Regions from separate parts of the Homo sapiens genome. Here region 2 is linked to region 1. Evidence: chromatin loops called from intact Hi-C (ENCODE). Cell type or tissue: mammary epithelial cell. All regions are shown on one strand. Each heading gives the region's core, and the rest is flanking DNA. Links, peaks and the distances in the headings are about the cores only. Region 1 has its middle 33 kb from the start of TPBG. Region 2 has its middle 170 kb from the start of TPBG.

Region 1 (10,414 bases), core at 1,110-9,109:
TTCATGATGTAATATATTAGTAAAGTGGTACATCTACTAATTTATACATTTGTGAATAATTTATAAATTTGCCATGCAGAGCCTTACCAAATGGAGGTACTTGCAAAGGTTTCTCCACTAATAAGTCTATGATTAAAAATCTTTAGGACCATTGTGTGAAGAATAATAGGCTTTGTAACTCTCTATCAGAGGTCACCACATTGAAATCCCTAATTTTAAAGATGAGAAAAGTGAGCTCCAGATAGTTTAAATAGCTTGTCCAAGATCACACTTCTGATTGATGGTAGAACTAAGTTATAATGCAGGTTTTCTGACACCCATTTTAAAAACCTCCACTCTACCACAGAGTGTAAGACATCTGACATTGTGTTTATCATGATTTGGAGGGCACATTTGTCTTTGGCACACATTCTCTGCTTGTCTGCTCTCATGACCCACATTGACTCTCAGTGTCTCTGCATGCTTGACCCCTTTATGTTTGCTGACTTTAATTCCTCCATGTGGACGTCTCTTTGACCATCTACTCGCCTTGTCCTATATGGCAGCTCCAAATTATGTTTTGTCCTGCCTTACAGCCTTATCTTTTCAACTCAATACTGCTCATGGTCCAAAATGACAGGGCTAATATTCTCCAAGTGGTCCAGATCCTACTCCAGAAGCCTATTTGGCTTCAAGCTATAGGAGCCATGCTGGTTGCATCTCACATACCACTGGATCAGTAGACAATTAACTCTTCAGTTTCTCCTCAAACTCTAAGTTAATTTTGATTCTGAAGTGCTCTAGAATTAGATGAGGGGTTGGATGAGGCAGAGAAATGAACTTAGTTCCAGATTCACATCTATAAGTTTGTGAATTTAGTTATCTACTATATTTTTATAGCTATAATGGAAAAACTAATTAGAACTTGAGTGTAATACATAGAAGTAGATCAAAAGGAAACACAAGGAAGTGCAGTGGTTAAGAGCATGGATTTAAAGTCAAACTGCCTGCAGTCTAATTCTAGCACTGCTGGCACTGCCATTTATTAGCAGCATAAATTTGGGCAAGTAAGGTCACTTCTGTATGACTGTCTCCCCATTTATAAAATCTGAATAATAACTTCATCTACTTTGGAAGATTGTGACGATTAAATTAGGTAATATAGCTAAAGCATTTAGAATAATGTCTCATAAATAGCAAACACCATGTAAGTATTAGAAGATAGAGGATCTTCACAAAACATAACTGTTATATAGATATTCATCTATTGAATTGACAAATGTCTGATGGTCTGTTTCTGTATACAAAATTGTGTTAGGTGTTATAGGGAGTACAATAAAATGCAGTACATAATACTAGATCCCAGAAGGGAAGAGGTAAGATGAGAGTCTGAGCTAAAGCAGCAGAAGTGATAATGAAGATGCATGGATAAATTTATAAATTAGAAAACACAGGTGGGCACGGTGGCTCACAACTTAATCCCAGCACTTTGGGAGGCCAAGGTGGGTGTATCACCTGAGGTCAGGAGTTCGAGACCAGCCTGGCCAACATGACAAAACCCCGTTTCTACTAAAAATACAAAACTAGCCATATGTGGTGGCACATGCCTGTAGTCCCAGCTACTTCTGAAGCTGAGGCAGGAGAATTGCTTGAACCTGGGAGGCAGAGGTTGCAGTGAGCCAAGATCACACTACTGCACTCCAGCCTGGGCTACAAAAGCGAAACTCTGTCTCAAAAAAAAAAAAAAGAAAAGAAAACGTAAGACATGATGACTGATTAAATGTGGAAATGAAAGGAAAAGGGACATAAAAAACGTCTCTTACTCCATCTATTAGCTTGTATGTTTATATAAAATATATTGTAGAATGAGGGAGGAAATGCAGAGAAATAGACTTCGAATGAAAGATAATGAGGTTGATTTGGATATTTCTAGGTTGTGGTACCTATAAAAGTAGAGATAAATCTGGAGCTCAGGAGAAAGGGATCCTGGAATTAGAGTTGAGATCATTGTAGAGGCCATAGGAGTCACTGAAATCACTCAGAGAAGACATTCAGAGGGCAAAAGAAATTTAGATCATACCAACATTTAAGAGACAATTTAAGAGGCTAACTCAACAAAGCCAGAAAGAATAGTTAGAAATGTAGAGACACCAAAAGAGTATAATATTGTGGAAATAAAAGCTGGAAGAAGGTCCCAGATGCCCAATTGTGACTGAAGCTGGGAGATTGAATATGATGAAGAGTAGAGATAGATCCTTGTATTTCAAGATTCAGTGATTGAGTTACAGTAAGTTGGTAGATACATTGTGGATAATGGCAATGACTTAGATGTCACCTATAGGACAAAACTGGAGTTTCTGTGGTTGCCACCTACTCACTGACTTGCTGAGCAAACTACTCATACTGTTTAAGCCTCAGCGTTTTCATCTGTATAAACAAAGCTACTAATGATACCTACTTTATTTGATTCCTGGAAAAAATGTAAGCTGCACAGTGCCTGGTACACATTATTCACTCAACAAATATGGCCTATTACATATAATGGTATTATTATAGTTGATTGATGAGAAAATGATAGGTTAGGACGTGGAGTCTATGAGGAAAGGAAGCAAAGACATAAAGCATTCACTTGAGTAGAAAACAGTGTCCAAGGAAAGATATATATGTGGTAGAGAGAGGCTTGAACATGTTTTTTAGGCAGAGAAGAAGGAGTCAGTAACTTAATAAAAATAATACTGTTATTGAAAAAGGAGGCTTCTTTATTTAGAGAAAATTTTTTCGTAAAGGAAAAATTTCACAACGAGATAATATGACAAGTTCAATAAATCAATAACAGAGTAATATTTGGATTGAAACATCTTTGAGTGAATCTAATTTATGAAAACACCTACACTTTGTTGGCTGTTCTCAAGAAAAGTGAATGCTTCTTCCATGAGGTGCTTTCAATTTATAATTTTTTATTGCTTGTGAAATGAAAGCTAATTCTTGAAAAATGTAGCCAAGAGTCCAGGCAGGTTTACCTAGATGGGATATCAGCTCTTTCTAACAGTTTTTCTAGTCATGTGAGAATCAGAAAGGCATGTGTGTGTGTGGCAGTGGAGGGGTGAGGGGTTTGTGGGGAGAGAGAGAGAACAAGGCAGGCAGTCAATCTTTCAGACAAATCTCAAGCTACCAGTAGGGTACAATGGAAAACACTGATTCCTGTTGGCCTTAAAATATTCAGCAAAGTTAAATATCCTTTTCCTGCAATTAAAATAGCTTATATCAAAAAGACAGGTAATAATAGATGCTGCTGAGGATGTGGAGAAAGGGGAATCCTAATCCACTGCTGATTGGAATGCAAATTAGGACAGCCACTTATAGAGAACAGTATGGAGGTTCCTCAAAAAAATAAAAATAGAATTACCATATGATCCAGCAATGTCACTACTGCGTATATATCCAAAAGAAAGGAAATCAATATATCAAAGGAGATCTGCATCCTCATGTTTATTGCAGCACTATTCACAATGGCCAAAATATGGAATCAACTTAAGTGCCCATCAACGATGAATGGATAAAGAAAATGTGGTATGTATACACCATGGAATATTATTCAGCCATAAGAAAGAATGAAATTTTGTCATTTGTAGCAACATGAATAGAACTGGAGGCCATTATGTTAAGTGAAATAAGCCAAGCACAGAAAGACAAATATAGCACATTCTCACTCACAGGCGGAAGCTTAAAAAGTGGATTTCCTGAAGATAGGAAGTAGACTGGCAGTTACCAGAGACTGGAAAGGGGAGGGGATAGAGAAGAAGAAGGGAGAAGGGGGAAAAAGAATATAAACGTATTTATTACCACTGAACTATAGACTTAAAAATGGTAAAGATAAGCCGGGTGCGGTGGCTCACGCCTGTAATCCCAGCACTTTGGGAGGCCGAGGTGGGCGGATCACGACTTCAAGAGATTGAGACCATCCTGGCCAACGTGGTGAAACCCCATCTCTACCAAAAACACAAAAATTAGTTGCATGTGGTGGTGTGTGCCTGCAATCCCAGCTACTTGGGAAGCTGAGGTAGGAGAATCACTTGAACCTGGGAGGCGGAGGTTGCAGTGAGCCGAGATCCCGCCACTGCACACTCCAGCCAGGGCGACAAGAGCGAAACTCTGTCTAAAAAAAAAAAAAAAAGAAAGAAAGAAAAGTAAAAATAGTAAATTGTGTATGTATATTTTATCTCAATAAAAAAAAAAAAAGAAAGATTCCTTTTAAAAAAAAGTAGCCCCTACCAGAGTACATGGAGATCAGCAGCCCCACAATGGCCACAGAAATGAGAAAAAGGGAAAATGGCTGGAAAGTACAGAATACTTTCAGTAAGTAACTTGGTTCAGAAAACAGCCACTCCCAACATTATGTTTTAAAGAGGTGTGATGAACCATTTTGACTGCCAGATATCATTTTGAGCTTTGCCAAATTAATCCTTATGCTTGTCAAACTGAAAGTTTAGAAAAATGTAACAGCTACTTCTTCACGATTTTGCCTAAGAGTTGAGCCTGCAGGCCAATGAAGAAGGTCCTTTTAGCTCAATCTCTATACCCCTCCAATCCCTGGACTTCCTCCCTCAAAGGCTCCGGGCTCAGTCAGTAGAAAGAGAAGAAGACTGAGTGAAATGCATGTCACTGGACTTACTTTGCCCTCTTATGGCAAAGGCTGAGCACAGCTCATTTCTGTGAAACTTCTCTGTTGAATTCACACTTTCTTCCTGGCCATCCGTTGTCAGCAGGAAAAGAATCTAATGGGCCAATTCACACAGAGTTGCTGATGACTGAAAATGGTTGATTATGAAATCCCTTCAGGCTATTTACATTTGTGGGAGAGAATTCACAAAAGCACTGACTCTGAAGGTAGGAATTTTAAGTACCTAGGAATGATCTAGGAGAGATGTATGAAGACTTAGAACTCTTCCTAGCACTTCACCAATTTTATCATATAAACAACAGCATATTCTTAACTCTGACAATTCTTGGCAGGCTAGAGGGCTGAGGATACTAAGAATAATAATCATGTGACCAGGGTCCCAATTCTAAACCCTGCCTAGAAAAGAAAAGTCTTCATGACCCAAGAAAACAAATTACCTCCTTCTTTTGTGCAGCCCTCATCATGGACTTGCTGTGACAATTAAATAGATCTTGTACTGATTTTTTTCAATCCATTGGTTAAAAATGTATTCCCAACAGTTATTCTAATCTGAAAAGAGAAGAAAGAGGGAAAAAGTGGTTCATGGAAACTGTACTCTAAAGTAAATGCTCAGGCCATTTTAGGAAATAAAAAAATTTCACTGATGAAACATTTAGTCTAAAACAACACTGAATAAATATTTATTAGGTTGTATCATTTGTAGGAAAGATACTATACTGTTGTGGGCAAATATAAAGGAGAAGACTAATAAATTACTATGTAGTGAAACATAGTAAACATAAATATGAGAAGCAGGTCTATAACCCAGAACAAGTGTTTGTGGATAGGATGTGGATGAAAGGCATAATAAAGTTATCAAACATTGCTTTACACCAAAGACAATAGCAAATCCCTGTCTTTATGTAGGGAAATTGCTTTCACAAACTTTTTAAAAATTTGATCCTTATAACCACCCTAAGATGTTAGGTAATAGAACATTAGAAATTCAACTGCAGCAGAGATCCGGAGAGAACAGAGGCTTATCTAAAAGGTTACATAGCCGGCAAACAATTTTGGGGAGGGATGGGAGAGGAGACAAGACAAAGTCATCCTACTTAGCATAATTATTGGCTGGCACACAATTTTACTATACCCTCTGTGGAAACTTAGGGTTACTCAAGTCTCAATAATTCTTCACTTGTTCACATGCAAAGCATCTTATTTCAATTTGATTATTCACTACCCCTAGGTATTTAGCTCAAGATAGTCTCACTCATGTGAATTGACACATGTACAAATTTGCTCACTTTCTGCATTGTTTTTAATGACAAAAGTTTAAAAATCACATAAATGTCCATAACTTATTTTATCCAGTAGATAAGTTATGGCCCAACCATACAATAGAGTACTGTGCAGCTGTCAAATAGAATGAAACACTTCTCTATTAATATGGAAAGATCTCTGTATTCACTTCCTAAGGCTGCTGAAACAAAATCCCACAAACTGTGTGGGTTAAGATAATAGAAGTTTATTGTATTACAGTTCTGAAGGCTAGAAGTGATACTGGTGGCGAATCCATATGGGTCTGCTGCAACCTCAATTTTTGCCTCCTCAGAAGAAAGAATTCGACTGAGGGGCATAAGGCAGAAGGAGAGACCAAGACACATTTTAGAGCAGGAGTGAAAGTTTATTAAAGAGCTTTAGAGCAGGAACAAAAGAGAGAGTACACTTGGAAGAGGGCCAAGTGGGCGACTTGAAAGACAAGTGTGTGTTTTGACCTTTTGACTTGGGGTTTTATAAATTGGCATGCTTCTGGAGTTTTGTGTCCCTTCTTCCCTGATTCCTCCTTTGGGATGGGCTGTCCTCATGCACAGTGGTCTGCTAGCAGTCGGGAGGTGAACATGCTCATTTGAGGCATTCTTCCCTTACTGGTGGCATGTCCCTGGAAGGTCATATACCAGTTAAACTTCGCCATTTTGCCTCTTAATGTGCATGCTTGAACCTACTTGCCCGACTCCTGATACATACCAGGAAGCTGCTGATCACCAGTTTCAGGTTTTTTCTATGCATAAGGAGACTGCCTTTCCCTGGCACTGGCTGTAACCAATTATTATTTTAGAGAGACAGTTAACAACTGCCTGATCATCACCTGATGGTTGTCTGACATTCATGGTGGTGGGGGGCCCTTTCCTGCCCTTCTCATGCCTGACTAGCTACCTACTGTAACAGAAGTCCCAAATCACGGTGTTGGTAGTGCCATGCTCCCTCTGAAACCTGTAGGTGAGAATCCTTCCTTGCCTCTTCCTAGCTTCTGGTAATTTGCCAGCAAGCCTTGGGGTTCCTTGGCCTGCAGTTGCATGACTCCAATCTCCACCTCTGTTGTTACATGGCATTCCTCCTCTATGTCTCTGTCTCTTCTTATAAGGACACTAGTCACATTGGACTGAAGGCCCGTCCTACTCCAGTATGACCTCATCTTAACTAATTACATTTGCAACAAACTTATTTCCAATAAGGTCACTTTCTGAGGTATTAGAGGTTAGGACTCCAAGATACTTTTTGGGGGGATACAATTCAATCTATAACAATCTCTAAGATAAATTATGTAAAACAACAACAACATGCAGAGCAGAGTAGATGGCATGATACGTTTGTGTAAAAGAAATATACACACAAATATTACACAAATGTTTGTAAACTCATTAGAGTATCTCCAGAACAATTCATAAAATGCCAGTGGCCTTCATGCAGGAGAACTTTGTAGCTGGCAGAAACAGGAGAGAAGAATTATACTTCTTAGTTATTGCTTTTTTTGTACTTTTTGAATTCTGTGTTAACTATTTTTAAAAATTCCCTTCCACAACTATTCTTCAGTTACTGTGAATCTATTTAACATCCAATTCCCTCAAATATTAGGAGAAGGTATTGAGATCATTTTTTTCTGGGCTGCTCTGGCAAGATTAATCAGAAAGGGAATTCACTCGGTTTAATGCCAATCTGAAATATTAAGTAGAGAGAGAAAAACCAGAACCAAGATGAGATAATGGGCTCAGAAACTGTGTGACCAGAATCCAAAGCTAAGCAAACACATATGACAGAAGTTGAGTTCAAATTCTCCAGCAGAATAATTATGGATGTGAGGGCCAGGATCAGAAATAGCAAGGCAAGTCACACACACAGTGGTGTCTTAGTGGGCAGTATTTTCTAACCCTGCCAGTCCTAAGAATCATCTTTTCCGCATACTCTGCTTCCATCAGTCTGAGGCCTTGGCCACAAAATCTGAATGTTTAATATGTGCAGAGAGAAAGTTTGGCAAACACTAAAGATTAGAGAGAGAACAGAGGGAGGAGAGAGACTTAATGACTATCTTTGGTGTTACCTCTTTATCTATCTGATTCTGCCTTAAAATTAACCCTGATCCTAAGGTATAAGCAAGCTCTTCAGCTCAGGACTATTTGGGGTGACCTAGCTTTTGCCTCACCATCCCACTGTTATCCTTTATTCATCCCTGCTTCTCCCCAATAACTCTAATATTAAAATTTCTCTGACATGAGCTTTTCATTTCCTCCTGTATTATTTACATCCTCAAGGAAGATGGTCAAACTGATATTCCTAAGGGTTTCAAGTGAGAGTAAGCATAAGAGATCAGGATCTAGAATGGAATTGATAATGGAAGAACTACAATTACCCTTCAGGATTAAAATTAGGTCTTTCATAGGATGAAAATTAGGTCTTTCAACAGAATTAGAAAACATGCTGTTGATTAAAAAAATTTTCAAACTATATCTTGATGTAATTTGTTTTGTAAGGAGTTAATAGTGTGCTGCTTAAATAGGACTGGTAGTACAATAAATTTGGAAAATACTAATAATTATTCCCTCTTTAAAGACTCACTGTGAATATTGTAGTTAAGGCTCTAAGAAGTCTTGATGTAAAAAAAACTGTTTGATTTCATTGAACTCAGAGTTTAGAAAACTTACTTGACTACATATCTCTTTTTTACACTGTACTTATTGAAGTTTTCTTGCAAATCTGCGGTTCCAAGAAGCATAGTGGATGAAATAGGACTATTTCTTGGCACATTTATATATTTAACAAACATTATCAAACATTATCTAGAAGAATAAACTAGGCAAAATTTTTTTCCACAAAACATAGGGAATTTTTTTTACAAGCTCCTTTACTAACATGCATTATTTTGTAATTTTGTTTTTAAAAAATATAGACATTTTCTTGAATATTCTTCTTTCTAAAATATGATTAATATGAGAACACACTAGATTGTTGATCTAGTAAGTGTTGGTTTATTGCCTAAAAAGAAACACCATATTATCAACAGAGTATATAGACAACCTACAGAGAGAAAATATTGAGAAACTATATATATCTGACAAAGAACTAATTCTAGAATCTATAAGGAACTGAAACAAATTAACAAGAAAAAAAATCCTTTAAAAAGTGGATAAATGACATGTGTAGACATTTCTCGAAAGAAGATATAGAAATGGCCAAGAAACATGAACAAATGCTCAACAACACTAGTCATCAGGAAAATGCAAATTAAAGCCACAATGAGATACTACTTTACCCCAGTCAGAATGGCCATTACTAAGAAGACAAAAAACAATAGATATCAATGTGGGTGCAGTGAAAAGGGAATGCTTTTCTACTATTGGTGGGGATGTAAATTAGTACAACCACTATGGAAAACAGTAGAGAGATTTCTCAAAGAACTAAAAGCAGACCTACCATTCAATCCAGCAATCTCACTATTGGGTGTCTACTTAAAGGAAAAGAAGTCATTATATCAAAAAGACGCTTGCAACTCATATGTTTCTTGCAACACAATTCACAATTGCAAAGATTAAAAAATCAACCTAAGTGCCCATTGACACACACACACACACACCCCATAGAATACTACTCAGCCATAAAAAAGAGTGAAATAAAGTCTTTTGCAGCAACTTGGAAGAACTGGAGGCGATTATCCTAAGTGAAGTAACTTAGGAATGTAAAACGAAAAACAGAATGTTTGCACTTGTAAGTGGGAGCTAACCTATGGGTACACAAAGGCATACAGAGTGCCACAATGGACATTGGAGACTCAGAAGAAAGGAGGGTGGGAAAGGAGTCTGGGATGAAAAATTACCTACTGGGTACAATGTACACTACTCAGGTGATGACTACACTAAGAGCCCAGACTTCACCACTATACAATTCATCCATATAATTAAAACCACATGTACCCCTTAAGCTATTGATATTAAAAACAAAAGAACAAAAAACAACAGTTTATGAGAATATTGAAGTACAGTATATATTTCTTAAATATGTAGTACAACAAATGCTGAGTTGTATAATAAATTCATCTAAGTGGCAATAAAATATTGGATTTAATGACAAACATAAAAATATTCAAAGATAGAATGAGACTTCTGATTAAACATGGCAAACTGAACCTGTTTGTTTAGTTCTGTGCTCTCCTAAAACCCCCACTTAAATGGCAGCAAAGGAATAAAACCACTGTGAGAACAAAGAGAACAGGGTGGGGAATAACAGCAGCTAAGAGATAGCCACACATTTTAGATGGTGGGAAATAATTAATGAGTGATAAAAGACAGCTCAGCAGAGATCACTGAAGCCTAACTGCCTGCAGTGTCAGATGCCCCAACAGAAGCACTCCCATTAAACTTTAAGGGCCATAAAGCTTTGGGACTTGAAGACACTGGTTCCTCGTGAAGAACCAGGGTATGGGATAGCACTAAAAAGAAGAGA
Region 2 (10,414 bases), core at 1,202-9,201, 200 kb before region 1:
AAATATTTTCTACCAGCTTGTCAGTTGCCTTTTAACTTTGTTTATGATATTTGCCATGTAATTTTAAAGAATTTTTTGTGGAAACATGGATGGAGCTGGAGGCCTTATTCTTAGCAAACTGATGCAGGAACAGAAAACCAAATACCATGTGTGCTTACTTAAAAGTGAGAGCTAACTGATGAGAAAGTACGAACACAAAGAAAGGAACAACAGACACTGAGGCCTAATTGAGGGCGGAAGGTCCAGGAGAGAGAAGAGCAGAAAAAATAACTGTTGTGTACTGGGCTTAATACCTGGGTGATAAAATAATCTGTACAACAAATCCCTGTGACACAAGTTTACCTATGTAACAAACCTGCACATGTGCCCCTGAACTGAAAATAAAAGTTAAAAAATAAGAGAATCGGCCAGGCGAGGTGCCTCACTCCTGTAATCCCAGCGCTTTGGGAGGCTGAGGAGGGCAGATCACCTGAGGTCGGGAGTTCGAGACCTGCCTGACCAACATGGCGAAACCCCATCTCTACTGAAAATACAAAACCAGCTGGGCGTGGTGGGAGGCGCCTGTAATCTCAACTACTTGGGAGTCTGAGGCAGGAGAATTGCTTGAACCTGGGAGGTGGAGGTTGCAGTGAGCCGAGATCATGCCACTGACTCCAGCCCAGGCAACAGAGTGAGACTCCATCTCAAAATAAAATAAAGATAAAATAGTTTTATATAATCAAATTTATGAATATTTTCTTGTATTGCCTCTGACTTTTGAGTCATATTTAGAAAGCCTTTTCCTACACTATGGTTAAAAAAAAGACTTATCCCGCCTGGGTGCGGTGGCTCAAGCCTGTAATCCCAGCACTTTGGGAGGCCAAGGTGGGCAGATCACCTGAATTTGGGAGTTCAAGACCAGCCTGACCAACATGGAGAAACCCCGTCTCTACTAAAAATTGAAAATTAGCCAGGCATGGTGATGGGCGCCTGTAATCCTAGCTACTTTGGAGGCTGAAGCAGGACACCTGAAGTTGGGAGTTCAAGACCAGCCTGACCAACATGGAGAAACCCCGTCTCTACTAAAACTTCAAAATTAGCCAGGCATGGTGACGGGCGCCTGTAATCCTAGCTACTTGGGAGCCTGAAGCAGGAGAATCGCTTGAACCCAGGAGGTAGGGGTTGCAGTGAGCTGAGATCGTGCCATTGCACCCCAGCCTGGGCAACAAGAGGGAAACTCCATCTCAAAAACAAACAACAACAACAAAACAAAAACAAAAACAAAACACGACTCATCCATCTTTTTGCCTGATCTATTTGGAGTTTGTTTATTACTATATACAGAGTGAGATAGGATCTAATTTCATCTTTTTCCAAATGGCATATTTATTTAAAAGTTTATCATTGCTCTGGCTGGGCAGTGGTTCAGGTCTGTAATCCTAGCACTTTGGGAGGCCAAGGTGGGCAGATCACTTGAGGCCAGGAGTTCAAGACCAGCCTGGCCAACAAGGCAAAACCCTGTTTCTACTAAAAATACAAACAATTAGCCCAACATGGTGGTGCACACCTGTAGTCCCAGCTACACAGGAGGCTGAGGGAGGAGAATCACTTGAACCTGGGAGGCAGAGGTTGTGGTAAGCCAAGATTGTGCCATTGCTCTCCAGCCTGTGTAACAGAGTGAGACTCTGTCTCAAAAATAAATAAATAAATGTAAAAATAAAAGTTTATCATTGCTCTAATTATTAAAGATGCACATGTATCATATACTACATTTCCATATGTACTTGGATCTATTTATCTTCTTTTCCTTCAGTCTGTCTATTCATGTACCAGTATCACAATGTTTAAATCATAGAGGCTAGTTTCCTCTGATAGTTTTTCTTTTTCAGTGCTTTTCTGAGTATTCTTGTAATTTGTTTTCCATACGAACTTTAGTATCAACATGTCCAACTCCATGAATCTTGTTAGTATTGTACTGCAACTGCTGTAAATTTATGAGTTAACTTAGAAAGAGTTGATATCTTTATAAGGTTGAGTTGTTTTACCCAAGAACAGGGGAGGTCTTTCCATTTGATCAAATCTACTTTTATGTGTTTCAGGAGAGTGCCATTCGTGTTTTAGTCCAAAGAAGAGACTTATAATGAAAGGTTCAGGAGTCATGGGGCACCACCTTTAAACACAACATGCTGGTGATTGCACCCTCCTTGATATCAATTCAACTAATATTTACTAAGCATTTGTCTACCAGATGGTAGGATCTATGCTAAGACCTGTGGATACAAAAGTAAAACAACTGGTTCCTGCCTAGGAGGTGCTCACAATTTAGTAGGAGGACGTTTATTAAATTGACAGTAGTGATTACTCTTTTAAAGGACAGCCCAGTCTTTTCATGGGGAGAACTAGATTCAGTGTCTGTGAGACGTTAAGGAGGTTGTCAAAACTGGTTGTGTGAAACCTAGCTGGAAATTTGTTTCTCAATGTCATTTATGCATGAAATAACTTTTGCTTACAGCTGAGTCTTACAGAAGATAATTTGAAAGTCTAATTGTAAAGTGTTGAAGCCCTTCTTGTTCTTGCATGTGTATCCAGTGTGATATCAAGTGGAATGTTGTAATTAGTTGACTTCAGCAGCAGCTGGTACTCAGCAAGATTTTCTTCTTAAATCACTTTACTTTCCCATGGTCATTAATAATTTGACTAAAAAGGAAGCAAATCCTTAAGACCTTTATTATGCTTCCTAATTTTTTTCTATCAGTTCTTGCAATGACTAGCACTTTTTCTGTGTGTGATAACAATGTCGAATATTGTGTTTGTATGCTTTCAACAAAATATAATTGTTGCCCAAGTTGAGTGAATCATCACTTTAAAAGTTGTTTTTACTATGGCTCCTTCAAACTTAATTCACATCTTATTTTGAGCTCATGGAGAGTCAAGCAGGATCTTGAAAAAAGGGTGATCCAAGGTAAAATTAATTAACCCTTTCAGGATTGTCAATGTTCCTAGAAAAAGAGATAACTTATTTTCGGACTGTTCTTTGGCCAAATATCTAATATAGAATTTCCAATCTTTCATTCTCTTGCTAGAATAGAATTCTAGTTTTCAAAATGGAACTAAGACAATGATAAGATGCTAATATGGATGCATGCTTATGACTTTAGAATTAGAAGTGTGATTGCAAATACTAGCTAGGAAAAGGAGATGGGGTCAGAGAAGGGAAGAAATCTTATTCTTTTTGATCCTTTCTTATCTCAGCTTGAAAGTAAAAGGAGACTTGTTCACTACAGCTTTTCAAAAAGCAAAGACTGTTTCTTCAGGGAGTCCAAGAGTCCAAGAGAGAAAAATGATGGAATGTGGTCTTAGAAGCTTTTCAGAATGAGAAGCAGGTGGCTATTATTAAAATATGAGCTGAAAGTAACCTTACATGGAACTTACTCACAAGTAACTCCCAGAATTTTACGAGTTTTTTTTTTTTTGGTTAATTTTAAACTTCCTCTTTTCTGCACAGCACTGTAGTCATTCAGTTAAATCAATTCATTCCCAATCCTGCACACTTCCCCACCCCCACTCTGGTCTCTGACCCTTTTCTCTACCCTACTTGTACTTTTCCTCTTTTATTTTCATTCTAAAGTGGATGCTACAAGAGAGCTATGTAGGCTCTAAGTCTTTGTGGCTTTGTGGCTTGTCACTATCCTTAACAATCTGCAAAACTGGTTTTTGTTTTTTTTCTTGGTTATTATATCTAGATCACCTAAAGTTACTGATCACATCAATTAATATCATCAATTTTCCTCCATCAAACGAGCGTATTTATTCCAAAATAATGCTAACACTTAAATAATGACAACATTTTTAGTCAGAAAATTACAAAAACATAGAAAAGCGAGGTGACTGTGTCAAAGAATTATTACATACTGACTGACAAGCTGGAAAATGTGAACTATGGAATGAAATATGAATTTCAGTAGCAGTCAATAGTAACTGCTCCCCACTTGACTTCTGAGAGTGTGAATACAACATTCCCCTCAACCCTCACCCCCAAACCCCCAAACCTAGCAAGGGAAAAAAAAGCTTCTCACCACCATTTTTTGAAATCTTGGCTGAGCTAGTGTTAGTATTTTAACCTCATCCAATGCAATCACATTCATCATTGCATTTCATAGATGAATTCCTGCTCCTTAACAGCCTCTCCATACCTAGCTGCTTCTATTTCATTATATATTAAGATTTGACAATAACTTATTAAAAAGGAAGCATGTCCATATTCACTTGCTACATCACTGCTCTCTTTCCTTCTGTAGTTTGTATTTTTTAAATGCATGTAGAAGAAGAAGAGGGGTTGTTTATAAATTTGGTTTAAAATTGTTATAAAGAGAAGGATTGTTTTAGACTTCTTTCTCCCAGAGATTCAGGATTTGGATTTTATCATGTTTGAACTAAACATAGAACTATACAGTAGTTATAACTGCATGGAACTTACTGGTTCATTGTCTTCCATGGAATTAGAGGTTACTACACCTTTAATCTTAGAACAAGCTTACATTCATTTAATTACTGTAATTCAGGACCAGCCATGCTCAAACTGACAGCACTGCCCATATACCTATCTGAGTTCTAGCCCAGGGGAAAGTAGAAGAGAGAAACACCATTGTGAAATGAACACTTCTTGGCTATGAAAGAAATTACTTCAAAATTTTTCCTAACCCACTCTCTTCCCTCTCCTTCTGGGACTCCAGTTATATTTGACTGTTTGATATTATCTCATTGTTATGGACAGTCTGTTGGTTTTTAAACAATATTCTTCTTATTTCAATTTAGGTAATTTTTATTGACTTGTCTTCAAGTTCACTCATTCATTTTTTTTTTCCTGCAATATCTAATCTGCTGTTAAGCCCATCCAATAAATTTCGACTTCTAATATTGCATTTTAAAGTTTTAGAATTTCCATTTTGTTGTTTCATAGAGTTTCCATTTTTTATAGAAAACCAAGAGAAAAGTCTATTTCTTCATCCATAATATGCATTTTTCTGTAAATTCTTTGGCAAACATAATTATTGTTGTAAAGATTTTGTCTACTGATTTCAATAACTAGGTTATTGGGTCTGTCTTTACTTCCTCTCAATTTTTTCCTGATTATCATGTTTTCCTGCTTCCTCACATTTTATATATGTCCCTCCTCTATTACTACTCTCTCACTGTGAGGAAAGCTGGATGAATAGACTTACTGGATTGAGTTCTTCCAGACTCCAGACTCCTCCTACCCTGTCCTTCAGCCCATTCAGGGAAGGCCTGGCTATTTCTTCTCATTCTCAGAAAGTCTCCCCATCCAGGTGTGGAAGCTGCTGCCATTTTCTGCTCATTTCTCTCTGGAACATAATTTATCAAGGCTTCTTTGCTGCCCTTGCTCTTCACTAATTCCTTAGAAAACAATGGTTTTTATTTTATCTAGGTCTTTTCTTGCAGATACTATGAGAACAAAGGTCTTTTGCATTATTCTACATCCTAACTCAAAGCAGAAGCCTAATCTACTTCTTTAAATCAACATGTAGATGTCCTGGCAAAAGACACAGGACACTGAGGAATATTCATAAAGTCCCCAGAGAATCTGTGGCATCAGTGGTTTCTGGTAAAAAGTTGGGGGTTGGTTGGGGGCAGGGAGATGGATAATGAAATTTCCTGGGAAGATGTCATTTATGATTATATTTTTCAAATGAGATAACAAAGGGAAATATAGGGAGAGAACATGAATAAGCACAGGATCATTAAAGAGTCAGCATCACAAGATTAGAGAGTATGAAGTTACCATGCTATTATAATCACAATAGTTTCCAGCTAGTAGAAAACCTTAGGTAGTCTCAAGTCCAAACTCATCTGATAGATGGCGATAGTTATTTGAGGTTGACTTGATAGACTGAATGTTTCTTTTGCTTTCTCCAATGTCCTAGGAAGCCTGTGACTAAACATCAGCGTTTCTTCATCAGACCTATAATGAAGGCCTCTCCTTCCTTTTTTATTTCTCATAACCAAAAACCCCAGGAAGCATTTATCTTTTTCTGAGTTCTAAATTGGAAATCTTTTTTCAAAAAAATAAAACTTAGACCTTGTAACCTAGGAGAAAAAAATCACACCCTCTCTGCACAATGGAAAACAAGTTTTGTTAAGTGGTGTTATCAACTTTTGATAAAAGATAACACCTCAACTTAGTTTACATGAGGCAGGGCAGGTCTGAAGGATCAAAGGCATTTTGGGATGCATGTGAATCCTGCCAGGTCTGTAGGATAGCATAGGAAAAAATGCGTTAATTAAGAATAGACCTCAAACTCTTCAATGCTGACTCACAGGCTCAGTGACTAGAAATTCATGCTTTGGGCACGTAAAAACTAAAATCAGAACTCATGGTAATTGAACAATATTTCCACAGTCTAAGAATTAAAGTCGCCAATGATTCTTATTAGGATATGGTCCACTGTTAGGTTTCTAATTTGTGCCAGGGCATGTAACCTTGCATTCATATGCAGTGTTTCTCGAAAAGTTCTAGGAGAAGGTGCTTAAGAGTCACCTCATGATCTAACAGGAGATCAATAGTTTATATCCTAAGGGAATTTCATAGTTCCAAACAGCTTAAATATTTCAACCAGAAAAAGCCAAGGAGAGAGAAAAACAGTGCACTAATAATACATGCCCTAGGGAGTAAGCTTAGGATACAAGAGAAAACAGAAAATGTAGGAGGTGTGCACATTTTTAGGAAAAGAACGTCTGAAGGTTGAGTTAATACAAAAGTATAATCTGTGGTTATATCAGCTGTGATAAGAAGACCTGTGCTATTTTTTCAGAAGATAATTTGTTTATTGAATGTGGCCAATGCCTTCTTTAGAATCTATAGAAATATCATACACTAAACTTATATGAACATCCTTTCTCTCACAGGAAAAGGTGATTTAATTATTGAAAGAGATTTTAAAAATGGAAATTAAACTCTTCTGGCTTTAGAGCAGCTCCCAATTGAGATGTTTTGGTAAGGTAACAGAAAAATATCATGATTGCTACATCCAACCATCTCCAAGTTTCTTAGGGACACTTTGTGGTTTCCTAACACAACGCATTAAATGTAAAAACTTTGTTTGCAGACTATTCTTTTATCTTGACTTGTTTTGGCTTCTTTTGTTTTATTTTATCTTGTATCATTCATTTATTATTATTTTTATTATTTTAACTTTAAAAAGTTTTTGTCTTACCTTTTCTCCTAGTGAATGCTCCAGAGGGCATTGGCTATAAGATAGCAGTGAAAAAATTAGAAGATTTTATTCCTTGTAGCTGGGGCCAGCAGGATTTAATGAAAGGGAATTGAAGATTAACAATATTATTGTTTTAAAATATTCAAACTGCCTACAAATTGCACATCATCTGCAACAATGACTTGAGAATATTGTTAGGGAAAGTAATAATTTATGACTCCAGACAAAAACTTGCTTAATATCCCATGGCAATTTACAAAAAATAACATGTTCCTAACATTTTATTTGTGAGTGATCATCCATTCATCCTTAATCATAAGGGTGTCAGAGAAACCAGAAAAAAATAGAAGAATATATCAAAATATTCTTTTAATTTACAGTATTGTTTATATTCAAGCCAGGAACTAAGACAACTTTTCTCTACTGGCCTAGTTTTTCATCTACTTCTGTCACATTTTTGACAGCCATATTTTTAAAAATTGTATGTATATGTGTATTATGTGTGTGTGTCTTCACTCTTCCAAGTCATATTAAATTGAAAGGCTCTATGTCTACCTATCATATCTGTCTACCTCCATGTAAAGGTCATCCCATGATACTACAGGTTCCATTTAAGGCTCTGGTTAAATTCCATTTTCTCCATGAGCTCTACAGCTTTTCCTGACCTTCTATTGATCTTATTTTCCAAAATGCTCACCTGAGAATCATGGGATGCTAAGTATATTGACTTATACTTCTGTGTTACATAATTTTAAACTCCTGTAATATATTTTAACATTTGAGTATCCACATATTTTCTTCTCTAAGAAAGTTTTATGCTCATTTAACACTGTATTCTTTATAGTTTCCTCAGCCCCTTGTACAGTGTCTGCCATAAAGTTGGCCCTCTTTAGCAGAAAAAAATACCAGACCATGTAAATTCTCTGAATTTCTAGCTAGAACACTCTTTTTCATAAGAATTTCTGAGATCCCAAATCTGGAAGACTATGATTCTCTCTCTAATAAAACATATAATGATCTTCAAAAAAAATTAAAAAAATCCATGGTAAACAATTTATGGTAGGTAACAATCCACGGTAGGTAAATAAATAAATAAATAAAACAATCCATGAGAACATTTCTTAGAGGAACAATTGCTCTAGCACTAGCATAGAGCCTTGAAAACTAGAGGAGCTATTGCTAGAGCAATAGTTCCTCTAAGAAATGCCCTCATGTCCTGAAATAAGTCAGCAGTTCCTTGAAAGACAAATGGCTTACTGTTACCACCTTGGTACCCTCAGAAAGTAGCAGAAAGTAGTGCATTGGTAGTCTCTCCGTTGAACCCTAAGAGTGGCAACTACAGGACAGTCTGGCTCCTTCTAGAAGATTAAATGAAAAATGTGTAAAGTCTCCTACATAGCATCAGAAATATAATCTCATATCTGCTTTAGTTTAGTTTATTGTAGTAGTTGGGGTTCTCCAGAGAAATAGAATGAATAGGATGTGTGTGTGTGTGTGTGTGTGTATGTACACACACACACACACACACACACACACATATATAATGATTATAGAGGCTGGCAAGTCCAAGTCTTCAGGGTGTGCCAGCAGGTTGGAGACCCAGGAAAGAGCTGATGTTGCAGTTCAAATCTGAAGGCCCTCTGCTCCAGAATTCTCTCTTGCTCGGGAGAGGTCAATCTTTTGTGCTATTCCGGCTTTCAACTGAAGGCCCACCCACATTTTGGAGGACAATCTGCTTTACTCAAAGTCCACTAAGTTAAATGTAGATCTCATCTAAAAACACCCTTACAGAAACATCCAGAATAATATTCAACCAAATATCTGAGCACGCTGTATCAGCCAAGTCGACACATACAATTTACCATCACATTTAGTTTTTATTTTATTTTAACCCCAGGTACTCCCACACTCTCTTGGCTCAGTGTGAACTTAATCTACCTGAGGGTGGGGACCCTCTGCAACTTATTCATCAGTGTATCCACAGCACCTAGCCCGACAGATGAATAAATCACTGCATACTACTAGCAGCCATTCTCAGCCATCCTCCTTCTTTTCTCCCACTCCCAGTTGCATTTCAGGCAGCATCTGACTTGACAGTAGTCCCCAGTGCCTTCATGTATACCCCACACCACACGTACATGTTGCCTCACTTGCTCATAGGCCACAGAGGCATATATTAAAAGTGGATCATCCTAAATATGCCGTCCATAAGCAAACTGATATCTAATCAGACATTGGCCAAGTAACTTTATCCTACATTGTTACAGAAAGCAGGGATTGTCTTTGTTACTTGGTAAAGTGCCATCTACTTCCCTAAGCACACTTACGCTTCTTTTTGATACCTTGTTTTTTCTTGCTCCTTCCCTTGTTACTTGGCCTTTACACACACACACACACACACACCCCTACCTTTCTTCCTCTCTATTGTCCTTTTTTTCCAAACTTTTCCTTACCTTCATATATTTTCCCAAGAGTGGAATGGAAATAATATTAATGCTAGGATTTGCAGAGCTGTTTGTGAAGCTCTCTTGTCTTCAGGGAGAATTGTCAGCTGTTCTTTTGTCTCCTACCTTCCCTAGGGTGTAACTCACTGCACTGTTCAATGTCACAGGCTTCGGTATCACATTCAGGCTTGTGGTAGTTGTGTTGCTTGTATAAGTGTGAAAATAAATACTGGGATTGGTGCCCAGATAGTTCTGATGAAACAAGGCAGTAGACCTAGAAGCCACTTAAGTGTTCCTTGTTTCTGCTACTTTCTTCCTTTTCATCTGTCCTTTCTCAGAGCTGTATTTACAGATGAAGTCTGAATTTAGAGATCAAGTGATTTTGTTATTGAATAGGAAGTGGATGGAAATGCTTGCAAATAAAAGATTCAAAATCAGTGGACACTTTTTGAGTATAATAATTTTGAAAAAAATTCTCTATACTATACTTTGTTTTGTGTCTTCTTCCCCACAAAAATTGTGTAATATGTAGGCCACTCAGACAGAAACATCCCTGTTCATGCATATTTTTATATGTAGGCTGTTTTATATGTGGGTTTTCTTGCTCTGTACACCAGAATCTTGACTAGATGAATGAGGTAGACCAATTCTGATATTTATCCAAAGTACCGGTTCTTTACTTTTTAGAATCACAGACATCTCTAAGGGTCTAAAGAAAGCGATGAATCCCCTATATACACATGAAATTTTGCATAGAAT

The links. Hi-C counts contacts between places; a loop is a spot of excess contacts. Peaks named below come from ENCODE experiments on the same cell type or tissue, not always from the same donor. Only the 100,000 strongest peaks of a DNase experiment are listed, where the experiment ranks them.
Region 2: it touches region 1 in a loop (3-fold over the local background); 3 of 110 quality-filtered maps call a loop at or near these places.

What each region holds. Positions count from the first base shown.
Region 1 is chr6:82,325,916-82,336,329 of GRCh38, reverse strand. No RefSeq gene overlaps it. Among named protein-coding and RNA genes, the nearest start is that of TPBG, 33 kb to the left of the region's middle. In mammary epithelial cell, for the core only: a CTCF peak has its summit at 4,661 (motif pointing left); a DNase peak (open chromatin) is centred at 4,819; H3K27ac peaks cover 523 bases.
Region 2 is chr6:82,530,535-82,540,948 of GRCh38, reverse strand. No RefSeq gene overlaps it. Among named protein-coding and RNA genes, the nearest start is that of TPBG, 170 kb to the right of the region's middle. In mammary epithelial cell, for the core only: a CTCF peak has its summit at 5,850; no DNase peak of the experiment used is centred there.